Regions from separate parts of the Homo sapiens genome. Here region 2 is linked to region 1. A link is an interaction called in ENCODE POLR2A ChIA-PET data of the cell type or tissue named here. Cell type or tissue: CD4-positive, alpha-beta T cell. All regions are shown on one strand. Each heading gives the region's core, and the rest is flanking DNA. Links, peaks and the distances in the headings are about the cores only.

Region 1 (15,462 bases), core at 7,126-11,125:
ACTTTGGGAGGCTGAGACGGGCGGATCACTTGAGGTCAGGAGTTTGAGACCAGCCTGGCCAACATGGCGAAACCCTATCTCTACTAAAAATATAAAAAATAAGCCGGGCGTGGTGGCACCCGCCTGTAATCCCAGCTACTCAGGAGGCTGAGGCAGGAGGACTGCTTGAAGCTGGGAGTGGGAGGTTGCAGTGAGCCGTGATAACGCCACTCTACTCCAGCCTGGGCGACAGAGCTAGACTCTGTCTCAAAAAAAATAAATAAATAAATAAATTACTGAGCACCTACTGGGTTACCAGGCCCTGTGGCACGATGTCCTTGGAGAACCCCGTCTATTTAGGGAGACAGAGGTACAAGAGTTACTCCATCACATGCAAGGACCTAGTGGCAAGAAAGCGTGTGGCACACTGGAGAGACTGTAAGAAATTTGGGATGGGGAGTCCCCAGAGTATGTATGTCCAGAAACGCTGCACTACATGCCAACCCAAATAACTCAACAGTATCCAACAGGCATGGGGGGCCTTGATGGCTTAGAGCAGTAGATAACTTGTTTGGTCTGATCAGAGCCACGGCACATGAAGCCCTTTCTCTGAAAGCCCAGATAGCTCATTTAATTCTCACAACAACCCAAAGAGATAAGGTACTAGTCCCACTTAACAGCTGAGAAGCCTGAACTGGGAAAGATCCAGTGACTTGCCCAGGGGCACATAGCAGTTACGTGGCAGAGCCCAGACTTGGCCCAGGTCTGCCTAAGTTGCTTTTTAAGCACCACATTATAGTGCACCACATATCCATATAAAGCACGGCTTCAAGTCTAACGTTTGTTTCTTTAACCAATATTTTTTTTTTGAGACAGAGTCTCGCTCTATTGCCCAGGCTGGAGTGCAGTGGCACAATCTCGGCTCGCTACACCCTCCGCCTCCCAGGTTCAAGTGATCCTTCTGCCTCAGACCCCTGAGTAGCTGGGATTACAGGCATGAGCCACCATACCCAGCTAGTTTTTGTATTTTTAGTAGAGATGGGGTCTCGCCATACTGGCCAGGATGGTCTCGAACTCCTGACCTCCAACGACCCACCTGCCTCGGCCTCCCAAAGTGCTAGGATTACAGTCGTGAGCCACTGCGCCCAGCCTGTTTGACCAAATTAGGTTTATACTTTACTTTGAAGCTCGCGTCTTTAAATTTCTTATAGCATAAACATCCTGCCATATCATGGAACATTTTTTCAGTGCGTTGGTAATGACTGCATAGTAGTCCACAATTTCAGCAATCCTCCACCGCTCAATACTTAGGTTGTTTCCAACACATGGCTTCTTGTTTTTCTTTAACAGACCATCCCACACACGGTTCATCCCATTGTGTCCTCACAGGGGGAAACCCTGCAACCCTGATACCACTCATTGTGTGACTTATCTTATACAAGGATGAGTAAGACAATGACTTTCAACGAAATATCAGCAAGTTTTATTATAGAAGGAACTACTTTCCTTTCCCAACCCACCCCCCAGTTTTGCTAACAATAATTCATTTGTTTACTGGGTTGATTTCTCTATTAGAAGCAAATGCAATAAACCGGGGTGTGGCCAGGCATGGTGGCTCACGACTGTAATCCTAGCACTTTGGGAAGCTGAGGTGGGTGGATCACCTGAGATCAGGAGTTCTAGATCAGCCTGGCCAACATGGTGAAACCCCACCTCTATGAAAAATACAAAAATTAGCCGGGCGTGGTGGCGCATGCCTGTAATCTCAGCTACTTGGGAGACTGAGGCAGGAGAATCGCTTGAACCTGGGAGGCGGAGGTTGCAGTGAGCCAAGACCACACCATTGCACTCCAGCCTGGGCAACAAGAGCAAAACTTCAACTCAAAAAAATAAAAAATAAATAAATAGGCCAGGCATGGTGGCTCACGCCTGTAATCCCAGCACTTTGGGAGGCCGAGGCAGTTGGATCACGAGGTCAGAAGTTCAAGACCAGCCTGGCCAAGATGGTGAAACCCCGTCTCTACTAAAAATACAAAAATTAGCTGGGCGTGGTGGCACATGCCTGTAATCCCTGCTACTCGGGAGGATGAGGCAGAGAATTGCTTAAACCCAGGAGGCGGAGGTTGCAGTGAGCCAAGATCACGCCACTGCACTCCAGCCTGGGCCACAGAGCGAGACTCCGTCTCAAAAAATAAATAAATAAATAAATTGTGGTGAAAGGTGTGGAACATCTGAAGCAGGCATGGGCTCAGCCTAAGGGTCCACGCATGGGCTCAGCCTCCCCTCAAAACAGATTCCAGAGTTCAGAAGACACCTTCAACTCTTCCCCAGAAGTAACAGATTTCCCTCCAGCAGATCACCTGGCACGTGTCAGAACTCAACCCTAAAAGCCCAATTCAGCCTCCATTAAAAACAGGTCAAAAATAGATACGTTACTGAATACCCTGTGTGCTCACCACTGTATCTTTAGTGTCGGGAAGAAGGGGGCAGAAAGAACCAGGAACTGGAGCCAGGAACCTGGGCTCACAGTGATATTAGCTGTGTGGTCTTGGGCAAGTCACTTCCCCTCTCTGCGCCTTGGTTTCAACATCTCTAAAGTAAACGGTTTGCATTAGATGACCCTCAATGACCCTTCCTGCTCTGGGCCTGCCCAGTTTTATAAGTGACCAGTGACTGTACATCATGATGTCAACTCACAAGTACAGCTCCTACCAGCTTGCTGCTGCCTGGAGGGAAGACAGCAGGAACGCACAGAAGAAAAAGGCCTCAGCCGGGTGCAGTGGCTCACACCTGTAATCCCAGCATTCTGGGAGGCGGGCAGATCACTTGAGGTCTGGAGTTCAAGATCACCCTGGCCAGCATGGCAAAACCCCATCTCTGCTAAAAATAGAAAAATTAGCCAGGTGTGGTGGCACATGCTTGTAATCCCAGCTACTCAGGAGGCTGAGGCACAAGAATCGCTTGAACCTGGGAGACGGAGGTTGCACCAAGATTGTGCCACTGCACTACAGTCTGGGTGACACAGTGAGGAAAAAAAAAAGAAAAGAAAAAGGCCTGGCCCCGTGTGGTGGCTCATGCCTGTAATCCCAGCACTTTGGGAGGCCGAGGTGGGCGGATCACGACGTCAGGAGATCGAGACCAACCTGGCTAACATGGTGAAAACCCATCTCTACTAAAAAAAAAAAAAATACAAAAAATTAGCCGGGCGTGGTGGCAGGCACCTGTAGTCCCAGCTACTCGGGAGGCTGAGGCAGGAGAATGGCGTGAACCCGGGAGGCGGAGCTTGCAGTGAGCAGAGATTGCGCCACTGCACTCCAGCCTGGGAGACAAAGCGAGACTCAGTCTCAAAATAAAAAAAGAAAAAAAAAAGAAACAGGACTCATAACTAGGTCCCCTATGAAGCCACTGGTCACAGTAAAGGGGAACACATCAGACTGCTCTCTAATTTGGGAGTATGGGTAGAATTCTGATTTCATATTTGAAAAATCATCTAACCTTTATCATATATGCCTAGCTTCATATTAAGACAAAGGTATTCATTTCATTAAAAAAAAATGACTGACTCATAACAAGCCAGCAAAATAGAGTCAGAACAAGAGCAAGTCATCACGATACCAATGCCAAAGGGGAGGTTTCTGTCTTTATTTTCTAACTGGCAATGACAAGCTTTTTACAAAACCCAGGCAAGCTGCAAGTCAGTGATAAAGGGGATGGTCCGCCTTGCCACTTGAACAGAGACAGGCCCAGATAGGCAAGGACACTGGGTGACCTTTAAGACCCAGAAAGACCTCACTGGTTTTAAGGTAATGCTCAGTAGGAATGAGGGAGGGGTGTGCCAGGGGATGGAAGGGGGCTGCTGACACTGTGTGAGTCAGTACCAGACTCTTTGCAGAAACAAAGGCTCAGGTCCAAATATGTACTAGGAAAAACTGACAGTCTCTGGATTATAACCAGCTCACTGGCCTCCACGTGGGAGCTTTTGCAGGGTTCAGAGCTTCTCTGAATGGGCAGGGATGTCCATCCAGATGACCAGGCTACTTCCTCCCACACCTGCCTGCACCTGCTGCATGTCCCTCCCCGCCCCTAGATTATGAGCTCTGCAGGTTCTAGCAGATTCTGCCCTCCTTTCCCACTCCACCTCTCTCGCCTCCATCCTCTCCCTCTCTCTCTCTCTCTCCCACTCTTCCTCCCGAATCACCCTTGAGAGAGGCAGGAAGCCACAAGAGCCCCAGGTTCCAGATGAGGAAAGTGATGCTCAAAAGAGACAAGATCAGCCCAAGGTCACATAGGCTGCACCAAGAGTCCAACCCACTCTCCTAACTCGAAGTCTTGTTTCTCCCATCACAGCGGTTCTGTGGGTGCTGCTCTGAAACATCTCCTCTTATCCCACAACCACTCAGCCTTGCCCAACCAGGTCCAGCCTGCTGCCTCTCTCCAGCACCACACAGCCTCTGGGCCCCTCCCAGCCAAGACCACTGCAATCGCCTGGCCCAGCAGGGGCAGGTGGCTGCAAGCTGGCTAAGAGCCGGACAGGGCTGCTATCTGCCATTGTCTAGCCATGCAGCTTATTTAACCTCACTGAGCCTGAGTGCCCTCATCTGCAAAAAGGGGATAATAACCCTGTCTCAGAGAGTCCCTTAAAAGAAAGGAAGCACATGAAGCTTGCCCTAAACCCAGCCCAGTAAGGGCAGACACACACACAGGCTCCTCACAGCCCACCCCACCCAAAGGCTCCAAACACCACTCCCCAGTTCAAAATCCTCCCACATTGAAAACCCGTGGCCACACAAACACTGGTAGACAAACGTTCATAGCAGTGTCACTCACAATAGCCAAAAAGTAGAAATGACCCAAACGACCATCAGCTCATAAAAGGATAAACAAAACATGGTATCTCTCTGTGATGAAATATCATTCAGCCATAAAAAAAGAACAAAGCAGTGATACCTGCTCCAACATGGATGGACCTTGAAAACACTATGCTAGGCGAAATAGCCAGAATCAAAAGGACACACAGTGTATGATTCTACTCACATGAAATACATAGAACAGGTAAATTCACAGAAACAGAAAGCAAATTGGTGGTTGCCAGGAGGTGGGGGAGGGAGAAATCAGGAGTGAGCACTCGTGGGCATGGGGTTTCTTTTGTGAGTAACGAAAATATTCTGGAACTAGACAGCAGTGATGGTTGCACAATTCTGAATATACTAAAAACAACTGAACTGTATGCTTTTTTTTTTTTTAAGATAGAGTCTCACTCTGTCGTCCAGGCTGGAGTGCAGTGGCATGATCTCTGCTCACTGCAACCTCCACCTCCCAGGTTCAAGTGATTCTCCAGCCTCAGCCTCGCAAGCAGGTGGGATTAGAGGCACCCACCACCATGCCTGGCTAATTTTTGTATTTTTAGTAGAGACGGGGTTTCATCATGTTGGCCATGCTGATCTTGAACTCCTGACCTCAAGTGATCCACCCACCTCAGCCTCCCAAAGTGCTGAGATTACAGGCATGAGCCACTGCGCCCAGCTTTGAACTGTATACTTTCTAAATGGATGAATTTTACTGTATGTAAATTATATCTCAACAAAGCTGGTATTTTTATATTGCCATCAAAAATACAAAACAATAAAATGATTAATATTTACAACATGAAAAGAAAATCCTTCCATGATACCTCATTCTCTACAAGATAGAATCTAAATCACGCAGGCATCCTCCAAGTCCAGCCCCAGCCTACCTTGCCGCAAACACCCTGCATTTGCCCAGCAAGACCTCTCACTGTACCCCAAATGAGTCTTCCCCCCTGCAGGCCTGGGCTGCTAACATTCACTGCCACAGCAGCAACAGTTACTCACTTGGCCTGATTCTTGTCTCAAGTCCTGGCTGTTCCTTTGAGGCCTGCACTGCCTATGACTTGAAACTCTGACCAGCCCATCTATCTCCCCAACTAAGCTGGAGCCTCCTTTAAGGAAAGACACCTGGACCAGCCTGTTTTCCTCCTCTCCTGTCCCCACTCCTCAGGACAACAGTAACAACAGCTGTCACCATGACTTCCTGTATGCAAAATCCTTGACAAAACGATGTCCTTAATTCTGACAGCAGCCCACTATCAACCCAATTTACAAGTAAAGAAACTAAGGTGTGAAGTTGAAGAAAGGGTAGGGAGGACGCAGGGGAGGAATCTGATCAAGGTATTGGTGCAAGGGGCAAAACTAGGATTTGAACTCAACATTCTCTTCCCAAGGTGCTAGCACACACTGCCTTCCTAAGATATAACCAGGAATGTGTAGACAGCTGGTAGGTGTCAGTCATATTTCATTCTGCAAGTGTTCACCCAACAATCACGTTAGAGCTAAAATATAGCTCTAAAAATAAAATGAGAGCACCTGATGACCTTTGCAGTCAGGTTGCATACAACTAGGCTCAGCTGGTTTCTGGCTACAGTTAAGAGTTTTTCTGGGTACCATCAGACCAGTGCAGATTTCAGTACAAAACATAAACAATTATTTGACATTTTCCCTGAGCATTAAAAAAATGTAATTATTTTTTAAAAAAGGATCACAGAAAACAGCCTCTATGTGAGTCTCACACACGGACAAAAAGTGGTGTGAGGCAGCCACCATGAAGCCCAATTGGCATGTGTGCAAATGTAAACATTAAATTTAAAATATTGGCTGGGCACGGTGGCTCACGCCTGTAATCCCAACACTTTGAGGAGCCAAGGTGGGTGGATCATCTGTGGTCAGGAGTTCGAGACCAGCCTGGCCATCATGATGAAACCCCATCTTTACTACAAATACAAAAATTAGCTGGGCATGGTGGTGGGTGCCTATAATCCCAGCTATTTGGAAGGCTGAGGCAGGAGAATCGCTTGAACCTGGGAGGCGGACGTTGCAGTGAACCAAGATCGTGCCACAGCACTCCAGCCTGGGAGACAAGCAAAACTCTGTCTCAAGTAAATAACTCAATAAATAAATTTAAAATCTTTTTTTTTTAATGATAATACCCAGTGCTGGGACGGACATAATGAAACAGGCAATCTCATATGTTCTAATAGCAATGTAAACAATGAATTCCTTTTGGAACGTTATTAGGCAAGTGGTATGTGTCTAATACCAGAAAGATATCTGGAAATTAATCCTGAAGAAAGAATTTCTGCTTTACAGAAAATGCTGTATTCATGAAGATATTGGTCCTTGCACCACTTGTAATGGTGAAAAATTGGCTACTGCTTAAATCTCTAAATACGAAAAAGGCTAAATGAATTATAGTACATCCATTTCATGCAGTATTCTGTAGCTATTAAACATCATGGTTAATATCATCCATGTATTAACATGGAAAAAATAAAAAGTTCTCTTTATTTAGCCTTTCAGCATTAAAGGACCTGAAACGGTCCCTGCTCTGTGAATATAATTATCTTAAATAAGAAGCCACTTGGAATACATTGTACTTGTAACTATTTTGAAATTATAATAGTTTTGTGATGGGGGGGATAAAGGGCTTTTTTTTTTCCTTTCTCTAGTTTCTACATTTCTTTTAATGTTGTTATACCACTGTTACCTAACTAGGAAAAAATAAATTTTTTTAAATGACCAAGCTCATTTTGAAGCTGCTCGGTGTCACATAAACACTGAGGCCTGCCTGCCTCAACTAAAGCAGCCACTTGAAATGCAGCTCCAGCTGCTCATTCTTCTGTTTATCAAAACAGGGCAAAGCCGCCCAGGAAACTCGCCTCAGCAAGGTGACCTGACCTCAGGCCCATCACAGTCACAAATCTGCATTTCCAATAAAAAATAATCACAACGAAGAAAAGCACCCAGGTAACCAGTTATGGAAAAGCAAAGGATTGATGAGTTGGGGGTGACAGGACAGTGAATTACTGTTTTTGTTTTTTTGTTTTCTTGGGGTTTTTATACTGATCATAGTCACAATGCCTAGCACAAAGTGCTCAATAAGGATTTGAAGCAGAAAATGTTTCAAATGGGAAAATGCACTCATTTACCCATTTTAAAAATTTAAGGGAGTGAGGCTAGGCATGGTGGCTCATGCCTGTAATCCCAGCATTTTGGGAGGCCGAGGTGGGCAGATCAGTTGAGGTCAGGAGTTCCAGACCATCCTGGCCAACATGGTGAAACCCCATCTCTACTAAAAACACAAAAACTAGCCAGGTGTGGCGGCAGCCTCCTGTAATCCCAGCTACTCGGGAGGCTGAGGCACAAGAATCACTTGAACCCGGGAAGCAGAGGTTGCAGTGAGCTGAGATGGCGCCACCGCACTCCAGCCTGGGTGACAGAGCGAGACTCTGTCTCAAAAAAAAAAAAAAAAAAATTTAAATAGGAAAATGCACTCATTTGCCCATTTAAAAAATTTAAGGGAGTGCCCACACTTCCTGAGCACCAAGGCCCAAAACACCATGCACACCCCCGGCCTGAAAAGTTGTACTCCCTTAGTTCTCATCAACAGAAGCTGTGTTTGGAAGTGAGCAGGCAGGAAATTGGTACTTTTGTCACCAACTTGAACAACAAAACAGTCAGAAAACTTAAATGTCACCAGGAGAGTAAATGTCAAAGTGGGAGGGGTAACTACGGTTTACCAAGTGTCTGCACCACTACCTGTTCCGGGGCCTGTGGGCATGATTTCATAAAGTCCTACCTAACACTCTGACTCTGGCAGCAAGCAGCCTAGGCTTGAACTCTGACTCTCAACTGATTGGCTGTGTGGCCTCAGGCTGGTTGCTTAGCTTCTCTGCATCTCATTTTCCTCTCCTGTAAAATGAAAGCAAGAAGAGAAGAGACCTACCTCATTAGGGTGTCATGAGGATTCACTCAGCCAATACACACAAAGCACTGGGTACAGTGTCTGGCAGAAGCACAGCATCTGTCAGTTACTTATTAGTATTGTGCTTACATTTTGCAGCCAAGAAAAACTGAACCTCACAGAGGTTAGTAATGTCCCAAGATCACACAGCTTAGTAAGAGGAAGTGCTGGGATTCAAACCCAAATCAAAGGATCTGTGCTCTTTTCACCAGAGCTAAACCCCACCTGCAGGATTATTATGATCCCCACCCCAAACACACACACACACACACACACACACACACACACACACACACACTTTGGGGCTGTCACTGCAAAAGGTAAGAATATTATGAGATAATAAGAAGTGATATGGGGCCAGGTACAATGGCTCATGCCTGTAATCTCACCACTTTGGGATGCCAAGGCAGGCAGATCACTTAAGTCCAGGAGTTCAAGACCAGCCTGGCAAACATGGTGAAACCTTGTTTCTACGAAAACACAAAAACTAGCTAGGTGTAATGGCACATGCCTGTAGTCCCAACTACTGGGGAGGCTGAGGACCGAGAATTGCTTGAACCTGGGAGGCAGAGGTTGCAGTAAACCAAGATCACCACTGTACTCGAGCCTGGGCGACAGAGTGAGACTCTGTCTCAAAATTTAAAAAAAAAAAAAAAAAAAAAAAATTATATGGGACTGGAAGAGGAGGTCCAGTCCATTGTAACCTGTGGATAATACCAGCTCCATGTCAGGGTGGTTCTTTCAATTCATTCACCAAGCAAGCATGCTTTTGAGGCACGCTCTGTCCTACACATAAGGAAATCAGACATAGGGGGTCCCACTCCCCTGAACTCATAATCCAAGAGGTGGGGAGACAGACAGAAATGAGTAGGTGATAAGGATGGGAGGAAATGAAGGAGGATGATGGGATAGAGGGGCCTGAGTGATAAGAAGGAGCGAGGAGGATAGTACCAGGCCCTGAGGGAGAGGGGCGGGGTAGGTTCAAGTGTCTGTTGTACTAGAGCCAGGTGACTGTAGTCTGTGAACAGGGAGTGGGTAGCCAGGATGAGGTCGGAGGGTGGAGGGGAGGGAGGGGTCTGATCATCCTGATCTAAGGTTCAGAGTCTTGCAGACCACTGTTTGGGTTTATACTAACAGCGATATGAAGCCATGTAGGCTTTTAAGCAGTGGAATAACACACCTCAATTTACGGGAAAGAAGCAAGCCAGGAGAGGTGGCTTGCACCTATAATCTTAGCACTTTGGGAGGCCAAGACGGGAGGATCGTTTGAGCCCAGGACTTGGAGGCCAGCTGTGGCAACATAGTGAGACCCCCATCTCTACAAAAAAAAAATTTTAAAATTACCCAGGAGAGGTGGCACACATCTGTAGTCCCAGCTACTCAGGCAGGTAAGGTAGGAGGATCGCTTGAGCCCAGGAAGTTGAGGCTGCAATGAGCTGTGATCACACCACTGCACTCCAGCCTGGGCAACAGAACACGACCCTATCTCAAAAAAAAAAAAAAAAAAGGGCCAGGCATACCAGCACTTTGGGAGGCCAAGGCAGGCAGATCAGCTGAGGTGAGGAGGGCAAGACCAGCCTGGCCAACATGGTGAAACCCCATCTCTACTAAAAATACAAAAAATTTAGCCAGCTGTGGTGGCACAAGCCTGTACTCCCAGATACTCAGGAGGCTGAGGCAAGAGAATCACTTGAGCCCAGAAGGCGGAGGTTGCAGTGAGCCGAGATCGCACCACTGCACTCCAGCCTGGGTGACAGAGCGAGACTCTGACTCAAAAAAAAAAAGAAGAATCTCGGCATGAAAGTAAAAGAGACTAGCATATGGGTGGCATTTGATAAAGGCCTTTTCCCCCCTAGTTTTCCTTCTCCTTGTGCCACTAGCCCTACATACCCATAGACAATCATGTTCTCCCTTTCTGGGTCTCTGTTTCCAAAGAGTTTTGGTCTCAGTGGTTCTCAACCCTGGCTACATATTAACAACACATGAGGAGCTTGGAAAATAAAACACCAATGGGGGCAAGAGGTGTCCATACACCCAGATATCCAGAATCCACTGGTCTGGGGAGGGAGCCTCCAACTGGTATTTTCCAAAAGCTTCTCAGGTGCAGCCCCAGTTGAGAAGAGCCCACTTAAAGGGGCTTCTAAGGCCTTTCTACCTCAGTGGTCTAAGTTCTAATTGGGAGAATTGCCAAAAGACAGAATGTGCTCTTTGAAGACAGTTCCTCCTCACTGAAGACTATCAAGCAAAAAATACTTGCTCAAAGGTGCAACTCTTATAATCAGACATTCTTAACAGATTCCTTCCAAAAGAGATTTTTGTGGTTTAATGACTTGGGTGATCGTCCAGTAAGCAAGCAAGTCTTGGGCCTCAGTGTCCTCAGCTGCAGCCAAAGACAGCAAATAAACAGCACATGTGCCACTCCTTGCCTCTCTTGTGGCCATGGCAGACATCACTAATTGATCCCACCTTAGCCTCCTGCTGAGCCAGGACATCCCAAGTGATCTGAGAATCCCTTCTATACAGGGCCCAAGCAGTCACTCACTAGGACATTGTCTTTCCTAGCCTAATGTCCCTAAGGTCTTTTCCAACTCTGACATTCTTTGAGGGGATGATCCTTTTAAACTTCTTACTAGCAATCATTAACTACCAAGTTGCATGGCAATGAGCTCAGCTGGCTTGAGGCTAGTCAGACCATAAGATCACATGTTTCATCCCTGAGGAAGGCTCTTGCTGTATTTCCTGAACTTCAGACTCTGTCCTCTCCAGGTAACATCCCTCCCTTCCCTGGCAGCTGCACCTCCTACATGTATTTACCGAATAGGGCCTGAGACAGATTATTCAAGTAGATCAGGGCAGACCAGTCCATATTCCTGGAAAAGCTCATCAAAGCAGGCATCCTTTATGATCACTGGTAGTTGAAACAATAATAATGACAGCAGCTGGTGCGTACAGAGCACTTTCTGTATGCCAGGCACCTTGCCGGGGGCACTGCATACATTTTTTCACGGAATCTTGATCACAATCCTCTAAGGTATTTATTAGCCCCATTTGGCACACAAGAAAATTGAAGCTTTGAAAGCTACTAAGTTGCTGCTGATCACAAAGCAATAGAAGCGAGATTACAGGAGAGCCACATACCTGGATCTGGGCAAGTCCCTCCACCTCTCTGTGCCTCATCTCTAAAATGGGCGTGATAATTTTTTCAAGAACACAGTTTTGGAGCACATGTGGTAATTTAATACATTCACACAATTTGTAAAGATCAAATCAATGTACTTGGGATATGTATCACCTTAAATATTTGTCTTTTCTTTATGCTAGAACCAAATTGTTCTCTTCTAGCTATTTTGAAATATACAGTAGATTACTGTAAACTGTAGTCACCCTACTGATCTAGCTAACATGAGGTCTTTAAAATGAACATAATAATTGTAAGGATAAAATGAGAGCCCAGCACACGGTATATGACAGTCCAGTGGATGTCTCAGAAAAACCTCATGAAATTCGGGTTAAAAAAAAAAAAAAATCAAGGATTGAAGTTCTGACCAAGTCTGCTCTACACTGTGCTAGGAGCTGTTTTTGGGCCTCACAAAGTGAAGTATTCTTGATAGGTTGTGTGCACATCCCAGTTTTCAGAAAGCAAATCCTACCTCACTCCACTCACCCCTGGCTGGCATCACCCTTCAAGTCAGTTTCTTCTTCTGCCTCTTTCCTGCTATTCTCAATGTCACCGGCTGGAAGGCATTCTCTCTCGCTGGCTGGAAGGCATTCTCTCTCTCGCTTTACACCCTGAGGCCTCTAAACACTCTAAAAGCTGAAAATTGCTCCAGGGAGCTAGTGGGAGGGGGAACTTGGCAGTGAATCTCTTTGCAATGGGATCTCCCTTTGACAGGGCATATCTCTTGTGTGGAAGGAACTTGGTCTCAAAGCTCCTAATAAATGGTAAACCTTTCCCTCAACTTCACATCCCTTGCAGCAGAGCTTAGCACCACACCATCAATCACATTAGCACGGGGTTCCTTTCCCACCCAGACAGGAAAAGTATCAGTTACTCCCATTTTACAGAGGAGGAAGCCGAGGCTGAAAACACTAGGGAAGAACTCGACACCTAGATGCCCAGACGCAGCACAAACTCGGCCAAAGCTCCCGAAAAAGGACTCAGTGAATGAGAAGGGAGTCGATGTGAACCCTCTTTTGAGCCCTGGCAACCTGGATGTTTGTCACATGTGTAAACCTTGTTAGTTTAGACCTACGGTCTCACGGGGAGGAAGTCAGCTACCAGCATGAGGCCAATCCCATGAGAATGAGAGGACAGCCAGTCCCACCTAGTAAGACTGCCAGGGCATAGGCCATCCACACCAGTACTTCAAAGCAAGTATTACCTACAGCAAGGGTAGTTTGCCCTTTAGGGGACATCTGCCAATATCTGGAGACATTTTTGTCTGTGGGGGAGGGGGCGCTACTGGCTCCTAGCAGGCAGAGGCCAGGGAGGCTGCAGGACATCCTACGGGGCACACAGGACAGCCTCCCAAAACAGCGAGTTATCCAGCCCAAAATGTCAATAGGGCTGAGATGGAGAAACCATGTTCTGGAGGAAAAGAAGTTGTCCTCACTCACCCCAACCACATGGTGGGATAGGTGCAAAGCCTAAGCCAGGTTCCAGGGAAGAGCAAAGGCTAAGCATTCCATGTGCATCTTCCAAAAGACATCGAAAGGCTGGTCCCAAACTCTGTGGCCGGATAGAAGCTGAGGGTCTGAGTCTTACCTCACAACAGGTCTTCTGAAATAAGAGCTTCCACCCCTGCACCCCCATCTCCAACGATTTCTCTTCTCACCATAGGATTTGGTGACTGCTCTACGCAACAAAAGTCCCTGACACTGAGGCTGACAAAAGTTGTTTGAACACCTGCAAGACAGGTCTCCCTGCACCCTGGGTGCATGGCAACACTGGCCAGTGCTCTGCATCACTCTGCAGCCCCAAAGTCAGGAGATGTCGTGTTAACAAGGAGGTCACTGAGGTGGGAGCAAATGTGCTCAGGCCTACTAAGTGCCATGATCTGGACTGAGTGCCTTACATGCCTTCCCTCACTTAAACCTAGTAACAAAATGGCCTGGTTGTTGCTACAGATGCAGTGACATTTCCAGATTTCCATTTTCCAGATGCAGTAACAGATTCTGAGAGGCTCAAGTCCCTGTGCAGATAGCAGGGTCACACAGCTATAAGGGAAGAGCATGGAACTGGACACATGCTTCTGCTGACACCAAAGCCCATGCTCTTTCCCAAGTTCCTCTTTTTTTTTTTTTTTTTTTTTTGAGACAGAGTCTCGCTCTGTCCCCCAGGCTGGAGTGCAGTGGTGCGATCTTGGCTCACTGCAAGCTCCGCCTCCCGGGTTCACGCCATTCTCCTGCCTCAGCCTCCCGAGTAGCTGGGACTACATGCACCCACCACCATGCCCAGCTAATTTTTTTTGTATTTTTAGTAGAGATGGGGTTTCACCGTGTTAGCCAGGATGGTCTCGATCTCCTGACCTTGTGATCCACCCGCCTTGGCCTCCCATAGTGCTGGGATTACAGGCGTAAGCCACCGCACCCAGCCTTTTTTTTTTTTGGAGATGGAGTTTCATTCTTGTTGCCCAGGCTGAAGTGCAATGGCACAATCTCAGGTCACCACAACCTGTGCCTCCCGGGCTCAAGCACTTCTCCTGCCTCAGCCTCCCGAGTAGCTGGGATTACAGGCATGTGCCACCACACCCTGTTAATTTTTGTATTTTTAGTAGAGACAGGGTTTCACCATGTTGGTCAGGCTGGTCCTGAACTCCTGACCTCGTGATCCGCCCGCCTCAGCCTCCCAAAGTGCTGGGACTACTGGCGTGAGCCACCACGCCTGACCCCCACGTTCCTCTTCTAATGGGACATCCTGAAGTCATGTCATCCACACATGACTTCGATCTCTATGAAATCCCAAATAATTTACAACAGGAAGGCCCACACCCCAACATGATACCATGACATCACTTAATCTGGGTCAGACAGCCTTCTTACCACCTGATAGCTCCAGGATCTAAAATCCAAGACAAAGATACTCTTGTTTTCTGTGGCTCTGGGAATCATTTCACTCCTGCTGCATCAGGGCTCTGAGGATCAAAGGTCAACAAGTCACCCATCCTCACAGAAAGACAGCCTTCCCACCTGTGAGACTGGCCCAAGTCCAGCTGTCCTTCCTGGACTCAGACACGCCCTGTCCTATGTAGACCCTCCCATTCAGCTCCCCTGTGCCTCAAAGGAAGCCCACAACTAGCTGGCAGAGGTTCTGAGCCTCAGTTTCCTTCCCTATACCTACGTCATAGGATTAAATGAGTTAATATGTACAACGTGCTCACAACAGTTGATGATAAATATTCAACCGATGGTAGCTACTATTGTTACTTTTATTATTCAATTTATCTTAAGGCAATCACCAGATTATATGTTCAGAGCTGATCACAAAGTCAACTGAATAGGGCCTATCGTGACAAAAAAAATTTTGAAAACAAACTATAAGACTAATCACAGGACTTATTAGATAAATTAAGGTACCTCCACATAATGGAATGGATGCAACAGCTAACAGTTATACAAAAGAAGAATATTTACTGGCAGGGGGAAACGTTTGCAATATATTGTCAG
Region 2 (15,462 bases), core at 6,681-10,680, 110 kb after region 1:
TGAGCCTCTTGCACCCACTGATGTGGCTGCTGCCAGGATGCAAAGAGAGGAAGGTGCAGCCTGGCCAGGACAGTGGCCTGTGAGCAGGAATTCTGATAACAAACCCTCAGAGGAAACCAGTCTGGTGTCTGAGAACCTGACTATGATGCTCATGCCCACCAAAAGACTCTTCCTGACTTCCTTGATTATGACTTTGGGATGTGTATTTGGGGAATTCAGTGCTGCCTTATTCAGTTGAAGGATGAAGTATGTTCCTAGGGCACCAGTGTGGCTTGCAGCAGAGTTTTCCTATCTATGAACATGGAATATCTATCTACCTATCATACTTCTTTGATTTCTTTCATCAGAGTTCTGTAGCTTTTCTCATGTAGATCTTTCTTTTTTTTTTTTTTTTTTGAGATGGAATCTCGCTCTGTGGCCCACACCACACTGGAGTGCAGTGGCTTGATCTCGGCTCACTGTAACCTCTGCCTCCCAGGTTCAAGTGATTCTCCTGCCTCGGCCTCCAAGTAGCTGGGATTACAGGTGCCTACCACCACACCCAGCTAGTTTTTGTATTTTTTAGTAGAGATGGGGTTCCTCCATGTTGGCCAGGCTGGTCTCGAACTCCTGACCTCAGGTGATCCGCCCACCTTAGCCTCCCAAAGTGCTGGGATTACAGGCATGAAGCACTGCACCCAGATCTCATGTAGATCTTGTACATGCTTTGCTAGATTTACACCTAAGGATTTCATTTTTGAGATGCTAATGTAAATGGTAATGTGTTTTTAATTTCAAATTCCATTTGTGGGCTAGGTGACAATGTGATTCTCCTGCCTTAGCTTTCCAAAGGGCTGGGATTACAGGCAGTGGTTCATGAGCCCAGGAGTCTGAGACCAGTCTGAGCAACACGGTGAGACCCCATCTCTACAAAAAATTAAAACATTAGCCATGCATGGTGGCATGTGCCTACAGACCCAGCTACTCAGGAGGCTGAGGCAGGAGGATGACTTGAGCCAGGAGGTAAAGGTTGCAGTGGTCCACATTCATGCCACTGCACTCCAGCTGAGTGACAGATCAAGTCCCTGTCTCAAAAAAAAAAAAAAATTTACTTGTTCATTGCTGCTACTTAGGAAAGTGATTGGCTTTTGTTTTTAACCTTGCATCCTGAAACATTGCTGTAATCACTTATTAGTTCCAGGAGGTTTTTGCTGTTGTTGCTTCTTTTGGATTTTCTACATAGACAATCATGTCATCTGCAAACAAAGGCATTTATATTTCTTCCTTCCCAATCTGCATAGCTTTTATCTCCTCTTCTTGTCTTGTTGCATTAGCTAGGACTTCTGGTACAATGTTGAAAAACAGTGGTGAGAGCGGACAGCCTTGCCTCATTCCTGATCTTAGCAGGAAAGTTTCAAGTTTTTCACCACTCAGTATGATGCTGGTTGGGGGGTTTTTAGAGATGTTCTTTTATTTACTTATTTATTTATTTATTTATTTATTTATTTATTTATTTATTTAATTTTTGAGATTGAGTCTCACTCTGTTGCCCAGGCTGGAGTGCAGTGGCACATTTGGTTCACTACAAACTCCGCCTCCAGGGTTCAAGCAAGTCTCCTACCTCAGCCTCCCGAGTAGCTGGAATTGCCCCCCACCATGCCTGGCTAATTTTTGTATTTTTAGTAGAGACAGGGTTTCACCATGTTAGCCAGGCTGATCTCAAACTCCTGACCTCAAGTAATCCTACGCCTCAACCTCCCAAAGTGCTAGGATTACAGGCATGAGCCACTGTGCCCGGCCTATAGATGTTCTTATTTAAGTTAAGGAAGTTTCCCTTTATTCCTAGCTTGCTGAGAGTTTTTTCTTTTTTTTTTTTTTTTTTTTTTGAGACGGAGTCTTGCTCTGTTGCCCAGGCTGGAGTGCAGTGGCACAATTACTGATGTGATAGATTATATTAATTAATATTCAAATGTTGAACTAGTCTTGCATACCTGGGATAAATCCCACTTGGTTATGGTGTATAATTCTTTTCTGACATTATTGGATTTGATTTGCTAATATTTTACTGAAGATTTTTGCATCTATGTTCATGAGAGATATTGGTCTGTAGTTTTCTTTTCCTCTAATGTCTTTGTCTGGTTTTGGTATTAGGGTAATACTGGCCTCATAGAATGAATTAGGATTGGTCTCTCTGCTTCTATCTCTAGAAGAGATTGTAGAGAATTGGTAAAATTTCTCCCTTGAATTTTTGGTACAATTAATCAGTGAACCCATCTGGGCCTGGTGCTGTTTTGGAAAGTTATTATTGATTCAATTTCCTTAACCTTTTTCCCATATGCCCCGAGAATACTCACCAGTGGCACTTGTGACTGCAGTATTTACCCCCAAGATAACTTTGCCACAAAATATCTTGCTTTTATTATTATTTTTGCCTCACTCTAGTATATTGACTTTGGCAACAAAAGATATCATTCTACTTATAGCATTCTGTTTTTAGTACTCGTATTTCCATTTAGAAAATATAGTAATTCTCGATTGCTGAAAATGCCAAATCCTAGAAAATGTAACATTCATACGTATGATGTTAACATTATTCTCGAACAGTTGTTGGCTGAAGATTCATTTGATGAATCCAATTTTTCCAAAACAGACAATTCTGATTATTCAGATTCTTATGTTAATTCCGTTTGGAAATAACTGCAAGAACAGTTTTTATATTTTATTTTCACATTGAAAATCAGTCAGATTTGCTTCAGTCTGAAAGAGCATGTTTATGTAAAATTAAATGAGCACAGGCAGCGAGCTGGTTTTTTTTTTTTCCTTCTAAGTGAGAAAAGGGTTAATAGATATAGGCCTATTCAGATTGTCTATTTCTTCTTATGTGAGTTTTGGCAGATTGTTTCTTTCAAGAAATTGGTCCATTTCATCTAGGTTATCAAATTCATGGATGATATGGTTTGAAGTCCCCTCCAAAACTCATGTTGAAATTTATTTGCCATTGTGATGATGTTGAGAGGTGGGACTTTTAAGAGGTGTTAGGTCAAGGGGAAACCACCCTCATGAATGAATTAAGGCTGCTATTGCAGGAGCAGATTACTTATTTTTTTTTAAAAAAAAAGAAAGTTCAGCCCCCTTTCTCTCTCTCTCTCTCTCTGTCTTTCTCTGTCTCTGTCTCTGTCTCTCTCTCGCATACTCTCTCACCATGTGATACCTTCTGCCATGGAATAACCATGGGATAACCCTCACCAGATCCTGGCACCATGCTCTTGGACTTCCCAGCCTCCAGAACCACGAGCCAAATAAACTTCTGTTCTTTATAAATTACCTAGCCGGTGGTTTTCTGTTATAGCAGTAGAAAGTGGACTAAGAGAGTTGGCATAGAGTGGCTCATAATATTTCTTTGTTATACTTTTAATGACAATGGGGTCTGTAATAATATCTCCACTTTCATTTCTTATGTTAGTAATTTGTATCTTTTTTTTTTTTTCCTAGACTGGCTAGAGGCTTATTGATTTTATCGATCTTTTCAAAGAGCCAGCTTTTGGTTTTGTTGATTTTCTCTCTTAATTTCCTGTTTTCAACTTCATTGATTTATTTATTTATTTTCAAGACAGAGTCTTGCTCCATTACCCAGGCTGGAGTGATGCAGTGGCGCGATCTCAGCTCACTGCAACCTTCGCCTCCCGGGTTCAAGCGATTTTCCTGCCTCAGCCTTCTGAATAGCTGGGACTACAGGCATGTGCCACCACACCCAGCTAGTTTTTGTATTTTTTAGTAAAGAGAGGGTTTCACCAAGTTGGCCAGGCTGGTCTCGAACTCCTAACCGCAGGTGATCCGCCCGCCTTGGCCTCCTAAAGTGCTGGGATTACAGGCATGAGCTACCATGCCCAGCTGCCAACTTCATTGACTTCTGCTCTGATTTTAATTATTTTTCTTCTTATACTGACTTTGGATTTAATTTGCTTTTTTTTTAGTTTTCTAAGGCGGAAGTTTACATTATTGATTTTAGACCTTTTTTCTTTTCTACTATATGCTTTCAATGCTATAAATCTTCCTCTAAGTGCTGTTTTTAATGCATCCATAAATTTTGTTAAGTTGTATTTTCATTTAGTTCGAAATCGCTTTTTTTTTTTTTGAGATGGAGTCTTGCTCCATTGCCCACGCTGGAGTACAGTGGCATGATCGTGGCTCACTATAACCTTTGCCTCCCGGGTTCAGGCGATTCTCCTGCCTCAGCCTCCCAAGTAGCTTGGATTACAGGCACACACCACCACACCTGGCTAATTTTTGATATTTTTTAGTAGAGACGGGGTTGTCCCATGTTGGTCAGGCTGGTCTTGAACTCCTGATCTCAAGTGATCCGCCTGCCTTGTCTTCCCAAAGTGCTGGTATTACAGGTGTGAGCCATCGTGCCCAGCCCAAAATAGTTTCAGCTGTCTCTTGAAATTTCTTCCCTGAGCTATATGTTGTTTAGGAATGTGTTGTTTGGGGATTTTTCAGCTGTTTTTCTGTTATGGGATTCCAGTTTAATTCCACTGTGGTCTGACAGTAGACATTGTATGGTTTCTATTTAAATTTGCTAAAGTGTTTTTTATGGCTCAGATTGTGGTCTATCTTGATGAATGTTCCATGTGAGCTTGAGAAGAACATGTAATCTGCTTTTATTGGATGAAGTAATCTATAGATGTCAATTATATTCAGTTGATTGATGGCGCTATTGAGTTCAACTACATCCTTACTGATTCTCTGCCTGCTATTTATTTCTGGTAGAGGGGTGTTAAAATCTCCAACCATGATAGTGGACTCATCTATTTCTCTTTATAGTTTTATCAGTTTTGCCTCACATATTTCGATGCTCTATTGTTAGTGCATACACATTAAGGATTGTTATGTCTTCTTGGGGAATTAGCCCCTTTGTCATTATGTTATGCCTCTCTTTATCTCTGACGACTTTCTTGCTCTGAAGACTGCTCTGTCCGAAATTAATTATAGCTACTGTCTGCTTTGATTAGTGTTACCATGCAATATCTTTCTCCATCACTTTACATTTACTCTATATGTATCTTTATATTTAAAGTGGGTTTCTCATAGGCAACATGTAGTTGAGATTTTTTTTCTTTTTTCTTTTTTAACATATCAACCACAGCAATCAGAGAGTCTTTTTTAAAATTCACTGTGACAATCTCTTTTTCTTGGTGTATTTAGATCATTGATGTTTAAGATGTTATTGGTCTAGTTGGATAATATCCACTGTATTTGTTACTGTTTTCCACTTTTTGCCCTGGTTCTCTGTTCTTATTTTTGTTTTCCATACTTTTTCTGCCTTTTGTGGTTTTAATTGAGTATTTTATATTCTCTCCTTTCTTAGCATATCAATTATACTTCTTTTATTACTGTTTTTTAGTGGCTGCCTTAGAGTTTGCAATATACATTGACAATTAATCGAAGTCTACTTTCAAATAACACTATACCACTTCATGGGTAGTGCAAGCATCTTATAATAACAAAATATTTTTTAAATTCCTCTCTCCCATCCCTTGTATCATTACTGTCATTTATTTCAACCATACACAAACATACCAACACACACACACACATATATATACATGTAACCGTACATAATCAATGACATTGTTGCTATTATTTTGAAGAAACTGTTATCTGTTAGATCAGTTAAGAATAAGAAAAGCGGCGGGCATAGTGGATCATACCTGTAATCCCAGGACTTTGCGGGGCTGAGGTGGGAGGATCACTTGAACCTAGGAGTTTGAAACCAGCCTAGACAACAAGGGAGAACCCCGTCTCTATTTAAAACAAAATAAGAAAAATATTTTATTCTTCATTTATTCATTCTCTGATCCAATGCTCTTCCTTTCTCATTTAGAAAAATTTTTTTTCTTATTTTTTAGAGATGGAGTCTTGCTATGTTGCCCAGGCTGGACTCTGGACTTGAACCCCTGGGCTCAAGCGATCCTCCTGCCTCAGCTTCCCAAGTAGCTGGGACTACAGGCATGTACCACTGTGCCTAGCCTGTCTTCCTTTCTTCATGTAGATCTGGTTTTTCGAACTTCTTTTAACCTTGCTTGAAAGGCAGACCTACTGATGACAAATTCCTGTAGTTTTTGTTTATCTGAGAAACTGCTTATTTCTCCTTCATTTCTTTTTTTTTTTTCCCAAGGCAGAAGAATTTTTCTTAGTACAGAACAAAATGAAGTCTCCCATGTCTACTTCTTTCTACACAGACACAGCAACAATCTGATTTCTCTATCTTTTCCCCACCTTTCCCCCTTTTCTATTCCACAAAACCGCCATCGTCATCATGGCCCGTTCTCAATGAGCTGTTGGGTACACCTCCCAGACGGGGTGGTGGCCTGGCAGAGGGGCTCCTCACTTCCCAGAAGGGGTGGCCGGGCAGAGGCGCCCCCCACCTCCCGGATGGGGCGGCTGGCCGGGTGGAGGCGCCCCCCACCTCCCTCCCGGACGGGGCGGCTGGCCGGGTGGGGGCTGACCCCCCACCTCCCTCCCGGACGAGGCGGCTGGCTGGGTGGGGGCTGCCCCCCACCTCCCTCCCGGACCGGGTGGCTGCCGGCTGGAGACGCTCCTCACTTCCCAGACGGGGTGGCTGCCGGGCGGAGGGGCTCCTCACTTCTCAGACAGGGCGGCCGAGCAGAGACGCTCCTCACCTCCCAGACGGGGTCTCGGCGGGGCAGAGGCGCCCCCCACCTCCCAGACGGGGCGGCTGGCCGGGCGGGGGCTGCCCCCAACCTCCCGGACGGGGCGGCTGCCGGGTGGAGACGCTCCTCACTTCCCAGACGGGGCGGCTGCCGGGTGGAGGGGCTCCCCACTTCCCAGACGGGGCGGCTGCCGGGAGGAGGGGCTCCTCACTTCTCAGACGGGGGGGGGCCGGTCAGAGACGCTCCTCACCTCCCAGACGGGGTGGCGGCGGGGCAGAGACACTCCTCAGTTCCCAGACGGAGTCATGGCCGGGCAGAGGCACTCTTCACATCTCAGACGGGGTGGCAGGGCAGAGGCGCTCCCCACATCCCAGATGATGGGCGGCCAGGCAGAGACGCTCCTCACTTCCTAGACGGCGTGGCGGCCGGGAAGAGGCGCTCCTCACTTCCCGGACTGGGCGGCCAGGTAGAGGGGCTCCTCACATGCCAGAGGATGGGCGGCCAGGCAGAGACGCTACTCACTTCCCAGACGGGGTGGCGGCCGGGCAGAGGCTGCAATCTCGACACTTTGGGAGGCCAAGGCAGGCGGCTGGGAGGCGGAGGTTGTAGCGATCCGAGATCACGCCACTGCACTCCAGCCTGGGCAACGTTGAGCACTGAGTGAGCGAGACTCCGTCTGCAATCCCGGCACCTCGGGAGGCCGAGGCTGGCAGACCACTCACGGTCAGGAGCTGGAGACCAGCCCGGCCAACACGGCAAAACCCCGTCTCCACCAAAAAATACGAAAACCAGTCAGGTGTGGCGGCGCGCGCCTGCAATCCCAGGCACTCGGCAGGCTGAGGCAGGAGAATCAGGCAGGGAGGCTGCAGTGAGCCGAGATGGCGGCAGTACAGTCCAGCCTCCACTCGGCATCAGAGGGAGACCGTGCAAAGGGGAGAGGGGGAGGGGGAGGGGGAGGGAGAGGGAGAGGGAGTTGTTGATTTTTAAGTTTGTTCAGTTTTTACTTATTTTAAGGACAGAGAGGTGACTTCTAAGCTCCTTACATGCCAGACTGGAAACCAGAAGTCCCTCACCAAAATTATTCTGGTACATAAGATCTCTAAAAGGGCTTCCTCCACCCGGGAAGAATTGGATTTTAGTTAACATCTGTCAAGCACCATCTGTGAGCCAGATGTCTAGTAAATACTTTCACACGCATTGCTTCATTAAGTCCTCACAACAGCCCTGAGAGGTGGGTATTATTATTATCATCCCCATTTTACAGGTGAGAAAGCTGATATTCAGAAAACTAAAATGACTTGACAAAATTATAAAGGTAGAAGGCCGGGCTCAGTGGCTCATGCCTGTAATCTCAGCACTTTGGGAGGCCGAGGTGGGCAGATCACATGAGGTCCATGACCAACATAGAGAAACCCTGTCTCTCCTAAAAATACAACATTAGCCAGGCGTGGTGGTGCATGCCTGTAATCCCAGCTGCTGGGGAGGCTGAGGCAGGAGAATCGCTTGAACCCGGGAAGCAAAGGTTGCAGTGAGCTGAGATCGCGCCATTGCACTCCAGCCTGGGCAACAAAAGCAAAACTCCATCTCAAAAAAAAAAAAATTTACAAAGGTAGAAACTGGTAAAGCTAATATTAAAACAAGGTTTTTTTTGGGCGGCTGAGGCGGGTGGATCACCTGTGGTCGGGAGTTCATGACCAGCGTGGCCAATATGGTGAAACCCCATCTCTACTAAAAATATAAAAATTAGCTGGGCGTGGTGGCGCTGGCCTGTAGTCCCAGCTACTCTGGAGGCTGAGGCAGGAGAATCGCTTGAACCTGGGAGGTGTAGGTTGCAGTGAGCCAAGATTGCGCCACTGCACTCCATCCTGGGCAACTGAGTGAGACTCCATCTCAAAATAAATAAACTAATTAATTAAAAAATAAAACAAAGTCTTCTGACGCCAAGGCTAAGGACTTAACTTTAGAATATGAAAAGTCTCAAGTTATTTTCTGCTCCTCTTCCTTCTCTCTCTGGGACCTTTACTCATGTTTGGGTTTTCATGGCGGTGGGGGCATTGGCAGTACTGAACTCTGCCCACTGAATCTAATCTATAGCAGAGGCTTCAACAACTATATGGCCAATACAATTCAGATTTATTTTGACTTTCCAAAACATACCACCAGAATTAGCAGGCACCTGGCACAGTTCAATTTCAACAAGCAGTTCTATATATTTTATATATATATATACTTTTTTTAGATGAATTTTTGCTCTTGTTGCCCAGGCTGGAGTGCAATGGCACAATCTTGGCTCACTGCAACCTCCACCTCCCTGGTTCAAGTGATTTTCCTGCCTCAGCCTCCCAAGTAGCTGGGATTACAGGCACCTGCCACCAGGCCTGGCTAATTTTTTGTATTTTTAGTAGAGACAGGGTTTTGCCATGTTGGCCAGGCTGGTCTCGAACTCCTGACCTCAGGTGATCCACCGCCCCCCGCCACCCCGCCCCAGCCTCCCAAAGTGCTGGGATAGCAGGCATGAGCCACCACGCAGGCATGAGCTACCGCGCCAGGCCCTCTTCTATGTTATTTTTAACTGTTTAGAGCTTCTTAACCAAGGTCTATGGATTCCTTAAGGGTCCTCAGGGGCTTTAAGAGGTTTGCGAATCTCTTGAAACCATGTTACATCTTGTGGGTATAGGAAAAGGTGAATTTGTTTTGAGGAGAGGGTTTATCTTTTTCATTAACGTCTCAAAGAGGTCTCCAATGCAAACAAGGTTAAAAATAATTAATACAGGCTTTATCCAAGAAGGATTTGTTTTAAACTTTTTGACCTCAGCCTAGGGAGAAAACCAGATACAAGTAAGGAATGCAGCAGCTCATATCAGGAAATAATAATAACACTAATACTTCAGTAATTACTTTTTTCCTCTATGCTGATTGAGACATAGATCTGGCTTTCGCCAAACAAAAATAATAATAAAGAAAGAAACCCCAGTGATTTGTGCTGAGACCAAGAGGATGCATCTGTTTCCTGAATCAACCAGATCAAATGAACACTGGATCAAAAGCTGCCAATGCCGAGACTTCATTTTCTTTCAGAGAAAGATGAAGCAGCTATGCTAAAGAGAGAGGGGAAAAGAGTAAACCCAGGCAAGAGGAGAAATATAAGTTCTGGTTCAGGATGATGCCAATGGATTTCTTGATATGGTACCTTCTCTAGACTAAAGATCATTCCAAACAGGTATTTTTCTACAATACCTGCATGCTAACTCCTCTCTGAAACAGTTATGCAACGGAGGCTTTGGCTCAGTCTGTCTGCAAGAGCTACATTGAATCTTGCCACCCACTCCTGCATCTTACCCAGTCTTCCACATACCTGCCACGAGCCATGCTTAACTCTTTGTCATGTTCTCAGTTCCCATGGCATCTTTGCATTTGCTGTTCCCTGAGCATTTGCTGTTTCCTCTGCTTGAAATACCCTTCACTCCCTTTTCCCCCTGGCTATCTCCTCTTCAGCCCAAGGGACATCTCTTCTAAGAAGCTTTCTGTAACCCCTTAGGGAAAATTAGTATCTTTTATACATATATATATATATATATGTTTTTTGTTTGTTTGTTTGTTTGTTTAAAGGTGCAGTCTCACTCTGTCACGCAGGCTGGAGTGCAGTGGCATGATCTTGGCTCACTGCAACCTCTGCCTCTGAGTTCAAGCGATTCTCCTACCTCAGCCTCCAGAGTAGCTGGGATTACAGGTGTGCACCACCACGCCCAGCTAATTTTTGTATTTTTAGTAGATACACAGTTTTACCATGTTGGCCAGGCTGGTCTCGAACTCCTGACCTCAGGTGATCTGTCCACCTCAGCTTCCCAAAGTGCTGGGATTATAGGTGTGAGCCACCATGTCTGGCCTCATTATTTTATTTTTAATTGACAAATAACAATTGTATATATTTATGGGGTACAATATGATGTTTTGCTATATGTTCACAATGTGGAATGATTCAATCCTGCTACTTAACAAATTCATCACCTCATATAGTAATCTTTTTTTTTGTGGTGAAAACATTTAAAATCTATTCTTCTATAAATCAACACTTTTAAAGAATAGAAGAGCTGCTCTCTTTCCTGGAAGCAGGGAGCTGTGCAGAATGACTAGCGATGTTAGAATTCTCTGATTCTTTTTTTCATGTTAGAATGGCATAAGATCATAAGTTTTGAGATTTAAAAGGGACTTTGAAGACCCTTTGAAAATCCAAGCTTTCACTCTACCCATATCCTGATTTGATTCATATCTCTCTGTCATTATATTCCTGGAGAGCACAGGTGGAATACAATCCAAAATAGCTTTCCTTAGAAGGGTTTGGTCCTGTGAATACCTTCCCCAAGGATCATGTGGTGTAAACACCTTCATTTGAGGAAAATGATATCTAAATACATGCTCCCCACAGATGCGTCCAGTGCTTTATGGTTTATAAAATTGTCCTCCTTACAGTTTCTAACTCAATAAGGGATAACTCAGTGGCTTAAAGGTCATTCATCAAGGATAATTCGTCCAGGTCACCAGCTTGTTAATGGTGGAACTTAGGCCAGAACTCCTGGTGGAATGCACTTTATCCCTCACCCTGATACTTTCTTATTGAAAATTATTCTGAAATACTACTTGTACAATTTTGAGCAGAAGTGATGGCCATATCCAGGGATAATATAGAAGTAAGTTAAAGATTCCGATGTTTACAATGAAATTAGCAAAGCGTTTCTTGAAGTGGGCACAATCCATACAGCCCTTAACAAGGAAATGTTAGAGATGTTTTGAAGCTGAGAATTAACCAGTAACACCAAAGCCAGTGATGTTTTGCCTTATTTCAAAGCACTTCAGAGGCATCCTTCACAGGGCAGGATATGTTGTAAGCAGTGCTTGCTTCTCAAACACTGATATGTATAGAGGCATCTCAGGATCATGGTAAATGCAGATTCTGATTCTCAAGGTCTTGGGTAGGGCCCGAGATTATGCATTCCTAACAAGCTTCCAAGATTTGCCAAGGCTGCTGGTCCATGGACCACACCACAGGCAGCAAGTTGTAACGAAAGAACATCAGAGTTGGAAGCGTAAGACTTAGACCCAAGTTTCAGTTGTGCATTGATGAGTCCTGTGAACTTGGTCAGATTTCACTCTGAGTCTGTTTCCTTACCTGTAAAATAGGTTTATAATCATATCTCTATATGCACCAAGAGCCTTGAGACTGTTGTCCACCATTCCTTTCCTAGTACTCCATCCTAAACATGTGTACAGATGTATGTGTGGGAGCATTTTTTAGCAAACATGTTCATCACAATACTTTTTTTTTTTTCATTTTTCTTTTCTTTTTTTTTTTTTTTGAGACAGAGTCTCACTCTGTCACCCAGGCTGGAGTGCAGTGGTGTGATCTTAGCTCATTGCAACCTCCACCTCTTGGGTTCAAGCGATTCTCATGCCTCAGCCTCCTGAGTAACTGAAACTACAGGCACGTGCCACCATGCCTGGCTAATTGTTGTATTTTTAGTAGAAACAGGGTTTCATCATATTGGCCAGGCTGGTCTCGAATTCCTGGCCTCAAGTGATCCACCCGCCTCAGCCTCCCAAATTGCTGGGATTACAGGCATGGGCCACCATGCCTAGCCCTCAATACTTTTGTAATAGTGATAAAAAAGAAGCAACCTAAATAACGAAGATCAGGAAAACATTTTCTTTCTTTTTTTTTTTTTTCTACTCACCATGGAATCAGAAGGTAAAATATTTTAGTAAGCTAAAATATATCCATTAAATTGAATATTAGGCAGTCATTTCCAATCTTGTCTAGGGAGAAGATATACACAGAATACTATGAATATACATGGAATATTAAGCAGCTATTTAAAATCATGTCTAAGGAGAAGTATATCGAAAAATGCTCATGAGATAACAAATTTTTTCTTTTTTGGAGACGGAGTCTTGCTCTGTCACCCAGGCTGGAGTGCAATGGCGCGATCTTGGCTCACTGCAACCTCTGCCTCCCGGGTTCAAGCAATTCTCCTTCCTCAGCCTCCCAAGTAGCTGGGATTATAGGCACCCACCACCATGCCTGGCTAGTTTTTGTGTTTGTTTTGTTTTGTTTTGTTTTTTGAGACAGAGTCTCTGTCACCCAGGCTGGAGTACAGTGGTGCCATCTCGGCTTACTGTAACCTCCACCTCCCAGGTTCAAGTGATTCTCCTGACTCAGCCTCCCGAGTAGCTGGGATTAAAGGTGTGCACCACCACACCTGGCTAATTTTTTTTTTTTTTGTATTTTGTTAGTAGAGATGGGGTGTCACCGTGTTGGCCAGGCTGGTCTCGCACTCCTGACCTCAGGTGATCCACCCGCCTCAGCCTCCCAACGTGCCGGGATTACAGGCGTGAGCCACTGTGCCTGGCCAACATAAATTTTTTAAGCCAAAATACAAAATTGGCTGTATCCATAGAATAACCACAACCACCACACTAAATATATAAAATCCCTGGCCTGGCTCACTCACAGGAACACTGAGAATAAAATGAGACATTATTTTATTTATTTTTTTTTTTGAGACAAAGTCTCACTCTGTTGCCCATCCTGGAGTGCAATGACCAGATCTCAGCTCACTGCAACCTCCGCCTCCCAGGTTCAAGCAATTCTCCTGCCTCAGCCTCTCAAGTAGCTGGGACTACAGGCATGCACCACCACACCTGGTTAATTTTTTTTTGTATTTTTAGTAGAGACTGGATTTCAGCATGTTGGCCAGGCTGGTCTCGAACTCCTGACTTCAGGTGATCCACCCACCTCAGCCTCCTAAAATGCTGGGATTACAGGCCTGAGCCACCGTGCCCGGCTGAGAAATTAATTTATAACTTACTACATAACTATGAGGCATCACTACAATTATTTTCTAATGGTGTTGATAAAATCCAGGTCAGGTTTTGTCTCGTGCTGTGGCAGGCTGCCCTAATTCTGCAACATAACATTTCCTAGAAGCGCTGGCTTCTTCTTAGCAGGAAGTATCCATTCTGACTATGCTTGAAAATATGAATTCAAGAATCTCAACTAAGAATCTCTCAACTAAGGGCTTTCAAGAAAAGCAAAGCAAAGAATGTGTGTTTCCTACTTCTGTCGTTACCCTTTAGAAAGAGGAAGAAGGGGACGATTTTTAAACAAGTTTTCTGGACAAACTATTTAAAAGGAGAGAATCAAAGCACAGGAGTGGTTTTAAGATCAAATAGTCTTGGGTTTGAGTTCCCAATTTGTCACTTATTGGTTGTGGAACTTTGAAGTTTGAATAAGTGGAACTTTGAAGTTTGAATAAGTTAAACTTATTGGTTGTGGAACTTTGAACAAGTCAAACACCAGTTTCTCTGAGCTTCAATTTCCAAATCTGTAAAACAACTCTAGTTGTTTAACTCTTAAGGTTGTTTAGTATTATCTAGTATTTATCTCTTAAGGTTGTTTGAGGATGAAATGAAATAATTAATGAAAAGTGCTGAGTATAGTGTCTGGTACACAGCAGATTCTCAATAAATCATAGCTAATTGTAGAGGAGGAGTTCTAGGGTGGCCTCCTCTACAATTAGCTACATTCACACCCTGCATGGGTGTGAGTAGGACCTTTGACTTGCTTGTAACCAATAGAATGTGATAAAGATGTTTAAAGTTATGATCATATACGTAAGGGTCCATCCTGCTAGCATACATGCTAGAGAGACTGTCACTCCATTGCTGGCTTGAAAGAAGTAAGCTGCCATGCTATGAGAGGGGGCCCATGGAGAGGGTCCCATGGCAAGGAACTGTGGGCAGTCTCTGGTAGCTAAGAACAGCCCACCTGCAGCCAGCAAGAAAACAGAGACCTCAGTCACACAACCATAAAAAAATGAGGCCAGGCACCGTGGCTCACGCCTGTAATCCCAGCACTTTGGGAGGCCGAGGCGGGCGAATCACCTGAGGTCGGGAGTTCGAGACCAGCCTGACCAACATGGAGAAACCCTGTCTGTACTAAAAATACAAAAAATTAGCCAGGCGTGGTGGCACGTGCCTGTAATCTCAGCTACTCAGGAGGCTAAGGTAGGAGAATCACTTGAACCCGGGAGGCGGAGGTTGCAGTGAGCCGAGATCGTGCCATTGCACTCTAACCTGGGCGACAAGAGTGAAACTCCATCTCAAAAAAAAAGAAAAAGGGAAAAAGAAAATGAATCCTCCCAACAGCCTGAATGAGCCTGGAAGTTAATTAATTCATAGTGGAGCCTCGAGGTTAGAATGCAGCCGCCTTGATTGAAGCTTTGTGAGACCCTGAGTGGAAGACCCAGCAAGGCCATGCCCAGGCTCCTGACACACAGGGCTGTGAGACAATCTATGTGTTGTGTTCAGCCTCTAGATTTGTGGTCATTAGTTACACAGCAATAGAAAACCAATACATATGTCTTCTCAGCCTTTTGGCTAAGATCAAGTGTAGAAAACCAATACGTAATATAAAGCAGATAATCAACACTCAGCCTGTAGCCATTGCTTGCCATCAACAGGTTCATCTTCCTTCTGCCAGTGTTTTAATGAGCACACTATTGTGTTGGGGCAGAATTCAAGAACTGGAGACAGAACCTACTCATGTTGAGTAGAGGAGGCAGAGATGAAAACCGAAAAATTACAATAAAGGGCAATAAGTGTTATGATTAAGATGCTTTTGTTGTGGTAAAATTAGCATAACATAAAATTCACCCTTTCAGCCAGGTGCGGTGGCTCACACCTGTAAACCCAGCACTTTGGGAGGCTGAGGTGAGAGGAACACTTGGGCTCAGGAATTCAAGACCAGCCGAGG

What was found. ChIA-PET counts read pairs that join two places held together with the same protein. Peaks named below come from ENCODE experiments on the same cell type or tissue, not always from the same donor. Only the 100,000 strongest peaks of a DNase experiment are listed, where the experiment ranks them.
Region 2: POLR2A ChIA-PET joins it to region 1 with 7 read pairs; 7 of 35 experiments call an interaction of 5 or more read pairs at or near these places.

What each region holds. Positions count from the first base shown.
Region 1 is chr11:47,994,982-48,010,443 of GRCh38, reverse strand. The region is part of intron 1 of PTPRJ (protein tyrosine phosphatase receptor type J); the gene reads right to left. Among named protein-coding and RNA genes, the nearest start is that of PTPRJ, 22 kb to the right of the region's middle. RefSeq lists a cis regulatory region at 3,668-3,685 and an enhancer at 3,604-3,748. In CD4-positive, alpha-beta T cell, for the core only: no CTCF peak of the experiment used is centred there; DNase peaks (open chromatin) are centred at 7,697 and 8,653; H3K4me3 peaks cover 1,500 bases; H3K27ac peaks cover 4,000 bases.
Region 2 is chr11:47,884,436-47,899,897 of GRCh38, reverse strand. It overlaps the pseudogene LOC124902844. Among named protein-coding and RNA genes, the nearest start is that of NUP160, 44 kb to the right of the region's middle. In CD4-positive, alpha-beta T cell, for the core only: no CTCF peak of the experiment used is centred there; no DNase peak of the experiment used is centred there.